Linked DNA regions of Homo sapiens: region 2 is linked to region 1. A link is an interaction called in ENCODE POLR2A ChIA-PET data of the cell type or tissue named here. Cell type or tissue: OCI-LY7. All regions are shown on one strand. Each heading gives the region's core, and the rest is flanking DNA. Links, peaks and the distances in the headings are about the cores only. Region 1 overlaps TBC1D19 (TBC1 domain family member 19). Region 2 has its middle 6.9 kb from the start of STIM2-AS1.

Region 1 (5,383 bases), core at 190-5,189:
AATACCCTTTATTTCTTTAACCTGCCTGATTGCCCTGGCCAGAACTTCCAACACTATGTTGAATAGGAGTGGTGAGAGAGGGCATCCTGTCTTGTGCCAGTTTTCAAAGGGAATGCTTCCAGTTTTTGCCCATTCAGTATGATATTGGCTGTGGGTTTGTCGTAAACAGCTCTTATTATTTTTGAGATATGTCCCATCAATACCTAATTTATTGAGAGTTTTTAGCATGAAGGGCTGTTGAATTTTGTCAAAGGCCTTTTCTGCATCTATTAAGATAATCATGTGGTTTTTGTCATTGATTCTGTTTATATGCTGGATTACAATTATTGATTTGCATATGTTGAACCAGCCTTGCATCCCAGGGATGAAGCCCACTTATCATGGTGGATAAGCTTTTTGATGTGCTGCTGGATTCGGTTTGCCAGTATTTTATTGAGGATTTTTGCATTGATGTTCATCAGGGATATTGGTCTAAAATTCTCTTTTTTTGTTGTGTCTCTGCCAGGCTTTGGTATCAGGATGATGCTGGCCTCATAAAATGAGTTAGGGAGGATTCCCTCTTTTTCTATTGATTGGAATAGTTTCAGAAGGAATGGTACCAGCTCCTCCTTGTACCTCTGGTAGAATCTGGCTGTGAATCCGTCTGGTCCTGGACTATTTTTGGTTGGTAAGCTATTTATTATTGCCTCAATTTCAGAGCCTGTTATTGGCCTATTCAGAGATTCAACTTCTTCTTGGTTTAGTCTTGGGAGAGTGTATGTGTCGAGGAATTTATCCATTTCTTCCAGATTTTCTAGTTTATTTGCGTAGATGTGTTTATAGTATTCTCTGATGGTAGTTTGTATTTCTGTGGGATCAGTGGTGATATCCCCTTTATCATTTTTTATTGTGTCTATTTGATTCTTCTCTCTTTTCTTCTTTATTAGCCTTGCTAGTGGTCTATCAATTTTGTTGTTCTTTTCAAAAAACCAGTTCCTGGATTCATTGATTTTTTGAAGGGTTTTTTTGTGTCTCTGTTTCCTTCAGTTCAGGCAGTTAATTTTTAAAGGACTCCAGCTCTTTCTCTTTCTCAAGGGGAATTGGGTTTCTTACATATAACTGAGTTTCTGCTTACACATTCTTTAATTTTTTTTAATTCCTGTTCCACAGTGGTGCGATCTCAGCTCCCTATAGCAGTTTTATTCATAAGTGCTAAAATTTGTATGCAACCAAGATGTCTATCAACAGGTGAATGCATAAACAAACTGTGGTACATCTATACAATAAAATATTACTAAACAGAAAAAAAAATCAGCTATCAAGCCACAAAAAGACAGAGAGGAACATTAAATGAATATTGCTAAGTGAAAGACACCAGTAAAATAACTACATACCACATAATTCCAACTATATGACATTCTTAAAAGCAAAACTATAGAGACAGTAAAAAGTGGTTGCCGGAGTCTCAGGGGGAAGGGAGGAATGAGCAGGTAAGCCACAGGGGATTTTTAGAATACTGAAACTATTCTGTATGATACTGGAATTGTGAATACATAAATACAGGACACCATGTATTTGTCAAAACCCACAGTAGCCATGTACATGGGTGAACACCTGGAATTCCAGCTACTTAGGAGACTGAGTCAGGAGGATCCCTTGAGCCCAGGAGCTTGAGACCAGCCTAGCGAGACAAACATAGCAAGACACTGACTCACAAAAAAAAAAAAAAAAAAAAAAAAAAAAAAACAGACCTGCAAGACAAAGAGTGAACCTTAATGTAAACCATGAACTTTAGTTAATAATAACGTATCAATATTAGTTCAACTGAAACAAATGTACCACACTAATGCAAGATGTTAATAATAGATGAAAATTGTGCAAAGGAGAGGGATAAATGGAAACTACTTTCTGATCAATTTTTCTGTAAATCTAAAGTCTATTAATTTAAAAATATTCTCAAATAGAAAACTGCAGACACAGGCTTCATTGAAGAATTCTTCCAAACATTTAAAAAATAACAAATCTCATAACACTCTTATGGCAAATAAAATTTTAAAAGGGAGGCAGCACTTCCCTACTCATTTTATGAGGCCAGCATAACCTTGATATAAAACGTGACAAAGATGGTTACAAGGAAGGAAAATTACATACCAATCATTCTCACGACATTATAGCAATATTTATACCCTAATTCTTGGAGTTCTGTTAGCTCCACTGTAGAAAGCCACTATAAAAGAATGTCACCCCCAGCCAAATAAGAAAAACAGTACAATATTCAAAAATCATACATTCTGAACCCATCAGTAAACTGAAGCTATAAGACAACCAAGTGAATTAAATTCCAAGTAGTAACAAGCTCCTTCAAGGACAAATGAGATTCTAAACTACTTCACCTTTGGCAGAGCACAGGAGGAAAAGGAAGCTACCATACAAGACAGTAAGAAATGAACTAAAATGTTAACTATCATAGACAAGATGTAGGCTAGTGTGTCGGTTTGGAATAATTTTGGAACCCAAAATGCAAGGGGAATTCACACACATTTGCATAGTCTTTTCCATAGGTCTATGCCAGGTGCCCATACAAAAGACTGAGAGCAGAAATCTACAAAGAGCACTCTGGTGGCACAGGTGTGCAAAACGAGATAGGCTGCCACTGCAGGACAAGCATAAAACTGCTACCTTGGCCAAACTCTCCTCTCATCTGAAGCAAAGGACTAAAAACACTGGGGAAGGTTCAGAAACCCTCCCATTCTGAAGACAAGGCAGTAATTCACTGCTTTTGGGGGTGGGATAGATACAAAAACCCTCAACCTCATAGGAAAATAAGAAAACTCTCTTGGGCCCAGGATCCTACAACAATACAAAGCAGAGGTAAATTAGCACTAGGGCAGGGCAGGTATGGGTCTTTCACTCAATACCACAGACACAAGGCAGAACTGGGCTGCCAAAGGGATAAGGGGATGGAACATGCCAAAGCTGGGAAAGCTCCACATCCAAGGATAAAGCACATGGACTGAGTCAGAAAAACAGATGACTCCTGCACCTACTGTGAGCCCAGGACTGAATAACAAACAACAGACTTCTGCTGGGGACAAGAGCACAAAGAGAGATCTCCCCCTGAGGAACAGGCAAGGAGACAGAAGAAAGTCAAGGATGTAGTAGAAACAATGAGAAAAACTCTGTAGTACCCTAAGATCTATGCCAAGCACAAAGTAACAGCAGTCTACTACTGGGTTTTGTTGTTGTTGTTGTTGTTGTTTGTGTTTTTGAGATGGAGTCTCGCTCTGTCCCCTAGGTTGAAGGGCAGTGGCACGATCTTGGCTCGCTGCAACCTCCACCTCCCGGGTTCAAGCAATTCTCCTGCCTCAGCTTCCCGAGTAGTTGGGATTACAGGAATGCACCACCACACCTGGCTAATTTTTGTATTTTTAGTAGAGACAGGGTTTCACCATGTTGGCGAGGCTGGTCTCAAACTCCTGGCCTTAAGTGATTTGCCCACCTCAGCCTCCTAACTACCTCTAGTTTCAAAGGAATCTGAAGCCTGTGATATACTGAAGGTAATGACAACAATAACAAAACCCAAACCCAGCTTGATCCTTGTCTATATTGACTGAAGCCCCTACACTCAGTAAGGATATAGAATACTGAAACAAAATTGCCTACTAGACCTAATTGACAATTATGGAACAGAAACAGCAGAATAAGCATGCTTTTCAAGTACATATGAAACAAACAAGATAAAACATATTCTGGATCATAAAAGTAAGTAAACAGCTAAAATCATACATATTTTATTCTTGACCATAAGAGAATTAAACTAGAAATCAATCAGAGAAAGATAGTGGTAAACAACACATTTATAAATAACCCATGGGTTATTAGAACCCATAAAATCACAAGAGAATTTTTTTAAATTTTAATTGGGTGAAAATGGCAATAGACTATATCCTAATTTATAGACACAGATAAACCAGTACATAGAAAGAAATTTAGAGCATTTAATTAGAAGAGAATAAAGGTCTCAAATCAAAAATTTAAATTTCACCTAAATAGCTTTAAAAATGCAAATTAAATCCAAAGCAAGCAGAAAAAAATAATAAAGGAAAAAAATCAGAGCGATTGAAAACAGAAAAACAATCAAACCAAGAGCTACTTCTTTGAAAGTATTGATATAATTGATAAATCTCTAGCCAGATTAATTAGGGAAAAAGAACACATGGCCAGGTGCGGTGGCTTATGCCTTTAATCCCAGCCCTTTAGGAGGCCAAGGCGGGCGGATCACGAGGTCAGGAGATCGAGACCATCCTGGCTAACACGGTGAAATCCTGTCTCTACTAAAAATACAAAAAATCATCTGGGCGTGGTGGCAGGCGCCTGTAGTCCCAGCTACTCAGGAGGCTGAGGTAGAAGAATGGCGTGAACCCGGGAGGCGGAGCTTGCAGTGAGCCGAGATCATGCCACTGCACTCCAGCCTGGGCGACAAAGCGAGATTTCACCTCAAAAAAAAAAAAAAAAAAAGAACACATATGACAGTATAAGGAAGGAAGGAGGGGCTATCACTACAAATCCTACAGACACTAAAAGGAATATAAGGGGATCATATAAACAATTTTATACCAGTAAATTCGTTAAAATAAATTAAGTGCGGCAACTTCTTGAAACATAAAAACTACAAAAGCTTACAGAAGAAGAAATAGATAACCTGAATGGCCTGCATATATTTTTAATTGAATTTTTTTAATTAAAAATGTGTCCATAAAGAAAACTCTAGGCACCAGTGACTTTGCTGGGAACTCTACCAAATATTTAAGGAGCAAATAATATTAATTCTACATAAATTCTTCCAGAAAATAAGGAACACTTCCCAACTTATTTTATAAGATCATCATTAACTGGTATCGAAAGCAGACAAAGTGTTACAAGAAAAAAAAAAACTACAAAGAAATATCTTTTTTTTTTTTTTTTTGAGACAAGGTCTGGCTCTATCACCCAGGCTGAAGTGCAGTGGTGCGATCTCTGCTCACTGCAACCTCTGCTACCCAGGTTCAAGCCATCCTCCCACCTCAACCTCTCAAGTAGCTGGGACTACAGGTGCGCACTGCCACACTGGCTAATTTTTGTATTTTTTGTGGAGATAGGGTTTTGCCATGTTGCCCAGGCTGGTCTCAAACTCGTGAGCTCAAGCGATCTGCCCACCTTGGCCTCCCAAAGTGCTAGGATTACAGGCATGAGCCATCGCGCCTGGCCACAAACCAGTATCTTTCATAAATACAGTTACAAAATCTTCAGCAAAATGTTAGCAAATTGAGTCAAGAAATATATAAAAAGAATAATGCATCATAACCAAGTGGAATTTATCTCAGGAATACAAAATTGGTGCAACATTCAAAGCCAATCAGTATTA
Region 2 (5,383 bases), core at 289-5,288, 260 kb before region 1:
AAGGAAAATAGGGTATATATACACACAGTGGAATACTATAGAGCCTTAAAAAAGAAGGAAATTCTTCATTCACTGCAACATGGGTGGAACTGGAGGACATTAGGCTAAGTGAAATAAGCCAGGCGTAGAAAAACAAACATTGTATGACCCCACATATGTGGAATCTAAAAAAAAGTTCATCTCATAGAAACAGTATAAAGGTGATTACCAGAGGCTGGTAAGTGTGAATGGGGCGAGGGATGGGGAAAGGGAAGATGCTGACCAAAGGGTATAAGGTTACTGTTAGACTGGAGGAATATGTTTGAGTGATCTATTGTACTTCACAATAACCACAGTTAATGTCTATTTCAAAATTGCTAAAAAGATAGATTTTTAACATTGTCACTACAAAAAAGGTTAAGTCAGTGAGATAATAGATATGTTAGCTCAGTTGAATTGTTCTACAATGTACATATAGCTCAAAACATTGTACTCCATAAATATACACAATATTTGTCAATTAAAAATTAATTTTAAAAACATTCATAATGTCTGTGAATTATGAGGCAGGAAGCTGCCAAGGGGTTCCCTACAGCACTTGAAGAGATTATCTAAAAAGGAATTACCTACTTTCAATCTTAAAGTATACAAAACACCTACTTTAGAAAAAGATGCCACAGAAACATATATCAGCAAGGAGAAGAAAAGTGGGCCTGTTTAAAAGCTTCAAAGGGCTGCCCACCTCCCTCTTCTTTGTGGAAAATCCATCCAGGGACTGGAAATTTCAACTCCTTAAGTTTGAATGTATAAAAAAAATGGCCATAAGTACACCCAAGTACACCCATCTGAAACGAAAACCCTTCGTAAGGTGAGGAACTCCGGTATTTTTGTTCCAGTAAAACCAGGTCCTTATGCTAATACCTAGATAGAGGGTTGTTGTAAAGTAAAAATGATTGTAAAGCTGCCTGGTGCATAGTTAGCTATTATTATTTAAACCCTTAAGGTATGAAAAACAAGAGCTCGTTTTGAGTTGAATTGTGCAAAAAAGGAAAGTAGAAAAAAAGAATACACGAACAATCTACAAGAGCACATACAACAAAGGTACGTACACAGAAGTCTTTACAGGGCCATATGCCTAAAGTGACAGTCAAAAGTTCTCTAGAAAATAGGACCCGATGCAAAGGCCCATATAACAGTTCCTTAGAGAGTAGGATTTCCTTCAACAATTCCTTCAACCCCAGTGAAGCAGAAGTAAGGGGAAGGGAGACATGAGCCACGCACAGAAGGAGGCAGAAAAATATCCAGGTGATGCACCACTGAGCTGGCTGCTCAGTCTCTCACGATGCCTCCATAGTGGAGACCACTCTGTTTTGGAACAGTGCGAGAAGAAGGGAGAAAAATGGAACTTTTGGCTCCCATCAGTCAAAGGTTTCTGCAGGAGATGCAAACTCGCCCGCACTTTTCAGTCATGCCACCTGCCGCTCCAGGCAGCTGCCAGAGAAGCCAGATCCCTGAACAGCAGTGGCATTATCCATGCATGAGCTAAGCCAGCAAGTGAATGGGTGCCACTGTCCACCTGCAGCCTGCAGTATCCCAGGAGCGTCTACCACCTCTGTAACAAAAGGGAAGCCCCAGAGGAAAAAAAAAAAAAAAAAAAAGGCTGGAGATTCAAGGCATTAACCAGGCATTATTAAAGTTGTGCCCTAAAGCAGCATGAGAGACCTGGAGCAAGGGGAACATCACATCTTGGCCCCTACCACCAAGGCAGCCACAGAGCTCAACAAGTCACGCTCCAAGGAAGATTGAAACATCCCTTCTGCAACCTGTAAGGATGCTGTTATGGTGTAAAGTTCCTGGATAGTAATAGTAGCATTCAACATAAAACTATTACCAAGTAAATCCAGGGAGGCACATAAGCTGGGTTCAAATTTATGATAATGGCAAAGACATAGGAGAGCCAAGGCATTGTGAACTAAGAGAAGCCGTTTGTGTTCATACATCAAATATTGAATGCATTTTAGGGTCGGGTACTATATTAGGTGCTAAGATCAAAAATTAGTAAGATAATTTCTAGTCCAGAATCCAAGGAGCTCACAGCCATACAATAGCACCAAACAGATATGTATTTCTTTTATTTATTTATGCTTTGTTAATTGTTTAAAAATATCTGTCACCATGAAATTCTGGTTCCACAGTCTCTGGTATAGTTAAATCATTTTAAGGAAATAGTTTATTTCAAGATGTTCTTGCCTCAAAATTTAATGTCAAGTGAAGAAATGATCTCATATTTCACATAGTGTAGCTGCCAGGAGATGGTAAAATCAGGCGTTTGTCTTGACGTGTTTATATTTACACAAAGGTGTTTCAGAATGTGTTTGCAATGAGGAAGAAGAATAAGTAAAAGAGAGTTTGAGGACAAGCCTTCTGATATGGAAACGAAGGAAAACAGAAAGTCTGGAAATGTGGATGTTTGAATTACGGATGAGCACATTCCCAGAGCATTATTGTAAATACGAAAGAAAGAAGATCAGATTTTAAAAGTTGTTTCTTGGCCAGGCGCGGTGGCTCACGCCTGTAATTCCAGCACTTTGGGAGGCTGAGCTGGACAGATCATGAGGTCAGGAGTTCGAGCCCAGCCTGACCAACATGGTGAAACTCCATCTCTACTAAAATACAAAAATTAGCCAGGCATGGTGGTGCACACCTGTAATACCAGCTACTGAGGAGGCTGAGCCAGGAGAACGGCTTGAACCTGGGAGGCAGAGATTGCAGTGAGCCGAGACCGCACCACTGCACTCCAGCCTGGGCGACGGAGCGAGACTCTGTCTCAAAAACAAACAAAAAAAAAAAGTTGTTTCTCTAACTGGGACAAAGTAGTGCTATTTAGCCAAATTTATTGGGCCCGCTACTATGTGACAATAAGAAAAGAAAATGTCTGCTTTGATGGAATTTTATATTCTAATTGGGAAGCTGAAAATATGGGAGATGAAAAAGTAAAATATGTTGTATATTAGATAATGATAAGTGCTAAGTGGGTGGGGAGCTGGAAGGGGGGAGATAACTTTTGACCTGAACAAAATGAGAGAATTGTACAGATGTCTGGGGAGAGAGGATTTCAGCCCACAGAAAAGTTTTGGGGAAAGGATGTATGTGGTTTGTTCACAAATACCAGTGAGATCGATCTAGCTAGAGTATCTGACAGAGAAAATAGTGGATAATGAAAGAAAAGTGATAGGGGCCAGAACATGCAGGGCTCTTACAGCTTTTTCCTCTGAATGAGTTTGGAAACACTGAAAGGTTTTGAGTAGAATCATGGCATCTGACATATGTGTTTACAGGATCGCTCTGGTTGCTTCATGGTAGGAGCGGGGACGCCATTGCGGAGGCTGCTGCACAGTCCAGACAAGAGATGATGTAGTTTAGGCCAGAATAGTGGCAGAAGTGATGGTTAAAAGTGGTAGAATCCGGCCGGGTGCAGTGGCTCACGCCTGTAATCCTAGCACTTTGGGAGGCCGAAGCAGGTGGATCATGAGGTCAGGAGATCGAGACCATCCTGGCTAACGCGGTGAAACCCCGTCTCTACTAAAAATACAAAAAATTAGCTGGGCATGGTGGCAGGCGCCTGTAATCCCAGCTACTCGGGAGGCTGAGGCAGGAGAATGGTGTGAACCCGGGAGGCAGAGGTTGCAGTGAGCCAAGATCGCACCACTGCACTCCAGCCTGGGTGACAGAGTGAGACTCCATCTCAAAAAACAAAAGGGGCGGGGGTGGACTTCTTGGTAAATTCTGAAGGTAGAATCAACAGGATTGATATTTATTTATTTATTTAAGACAGGGTCTCGCCCTGTCACCCAGGCTGGAGTACAGTGGCACAATCACAGCTCACTGCAGCCTTGACTTCTCGGGCTCAATGGATCCTCCCATCTTAGCCTCCTAAGTAGCTGAGACCACAGGCATGTACTACCACACCCAGCTAATTTTTGTATTTTTTTTGTAGAGATAGGAGTTGTGTCATGTTGCCTAGGCTGGTCTCGAACTCCTGAGCTCAACTAATCCTCCCGCCTTGGTCTCCCAAAGTGCTGGGATTATAGGTGTGAGCCACCACACCCAGCCTCAACAGGATTTATAGACCAACCGAATACATCGTGTGAGAGGAGAAAGTCAAGGATAACAACGAAATGTTTACCTTAAGCAACTGGAAGAATGGAGTTGCCATCAACCAAGATGTGGAAGACTGTGAGAAGAGCAAGTGATGGCAGAAGGACAGTAGAAACTCAGTTTTGCATACGTTCACTTTGAGATGCCTAATAGGCATCCAGGTGGAAACATCAGTAAGTAATTGGATAGAGGCCAGGAATTCAGAGGAAAAGCCCAAGCTGGAGATTTAGATTTAGGAGTCACCAGCATATGGACAACATTTAAAGCAATTAAATTGTTTACATTTTCCCCAGACATACCCTTTCTGTCTCATCCTCCATGCACTAAGTAAATAAAAGAACTTGATAGCTGAGCGTGGTGGCACACGCCTGTAGTCCCAGCTATTGGGAGGCTGAGGCAGGAGAATCATTTGAACCTGGGAGGCGGAGGTTGCAGTAAGCCAAGATCGTACCATTGCACTCCAGCCTGGGCAACAGAGTGATACTCCATCTCAAACAAAAAATAAAAAAAGAACTCGTACTTCTCACAGCAAGGTACACATTTATAGACATCACTACTCATAGAAATACTGTAGTACAAAATAAATATTTAAATAGAAAATAAGGTTTAGTTTAATAGCCAAAAAGTAAGTTTATGAAGGGGAATTCAGTAGCTTGAGTTTACATCCTTTGCACCCTCCACCTGAAGTTTGAGGTGTTAAGGAGATCATTTCACAGTAATAGAAAAAGTCTCTGGAACTGTTCAACCCTGGAATCAGTCCACTCTCCTTGCTATTAAGAAAGGAATTACATGTCTGTATTAGTTTGCTAGGGTTGTGTATTAGAGTTCTCCACAGAGATAGAACCAATAGGATGGATGGATAGATGATAGATAGATAGATAGATAGATAGATAGATAGATAGATAGATAGATAGATAGATAGGGTATTTATTAGGGGAATTGGCTCATGCCATTATGGAGGCTGCGAAATCCCATGACAGGCCCTCTGCAACCTGAAGACCCAGGAAAGCTGATAGTGTGGCTCAGTCCACATCTGAAAGCCTCAGAACAAGAGAAGTCAATGGCGTAACTCAATCTGAGGCCAAAGGCCTGCAAACTTGGATTGAGGGGTGCTAGTGCCAGTCCCAGAGTCTAAAGGCTGGGAAACCTGAAGTTGTGATGTCCAAGGGCAGCAGAAGAAGGGTGTCCCAGCTCTAGAAGAGAAAGAAACAGAATTTGCCCTTTCCTTCCCTTTTTGTTTCATCCA

The links. ChIA-PET counts read pairs that join two places held together with the same protein. Peaks named below come from ENCODE experiments on the same cell type or tissue, not always from the same donor. Only the 100,000 strongest peaks of a DNase experiment are listed, where the experiment ranks them.
Region 2: POLR2A ChIA-PET joins it to region 1 with 5 read pairs; 12 of 35 experiments call an interaction of 5 or more read pairs at or near these places.

The regions. Positions count from the first base shown.
Region 1 is chr4:26,587,139-26,592,521 of GRCh38, reverse strand. The region is part of intron 1 of TBC1D19 (TBC1 domain family member 19); the gene reads right to left. Among named protein-coding and RNA genes, the nearest start is that of TBC1D19, 5.7 kb to the right of the region's middle. In OCI-LY7, for the core only: a CTCF peak has its summit at 2,633; a DNase peak (open chromatin) is centred at 2,611; H3K27ac peaks cover 537 bases.
Region 2 is chr4:26,850,981-26,856,363 of GRCh38, reverse strand. It overlaps a transcript of TBC1D19 not described here. Among named protein-coding and RNA genes, the nearest start is that of STIM2-AS1, 6.9 kb to the left of the region's middle. In OCI-LY7, for the core only: no CTCF peak of the experiment used is centred there; no DNase peak of the experiment used is centred there.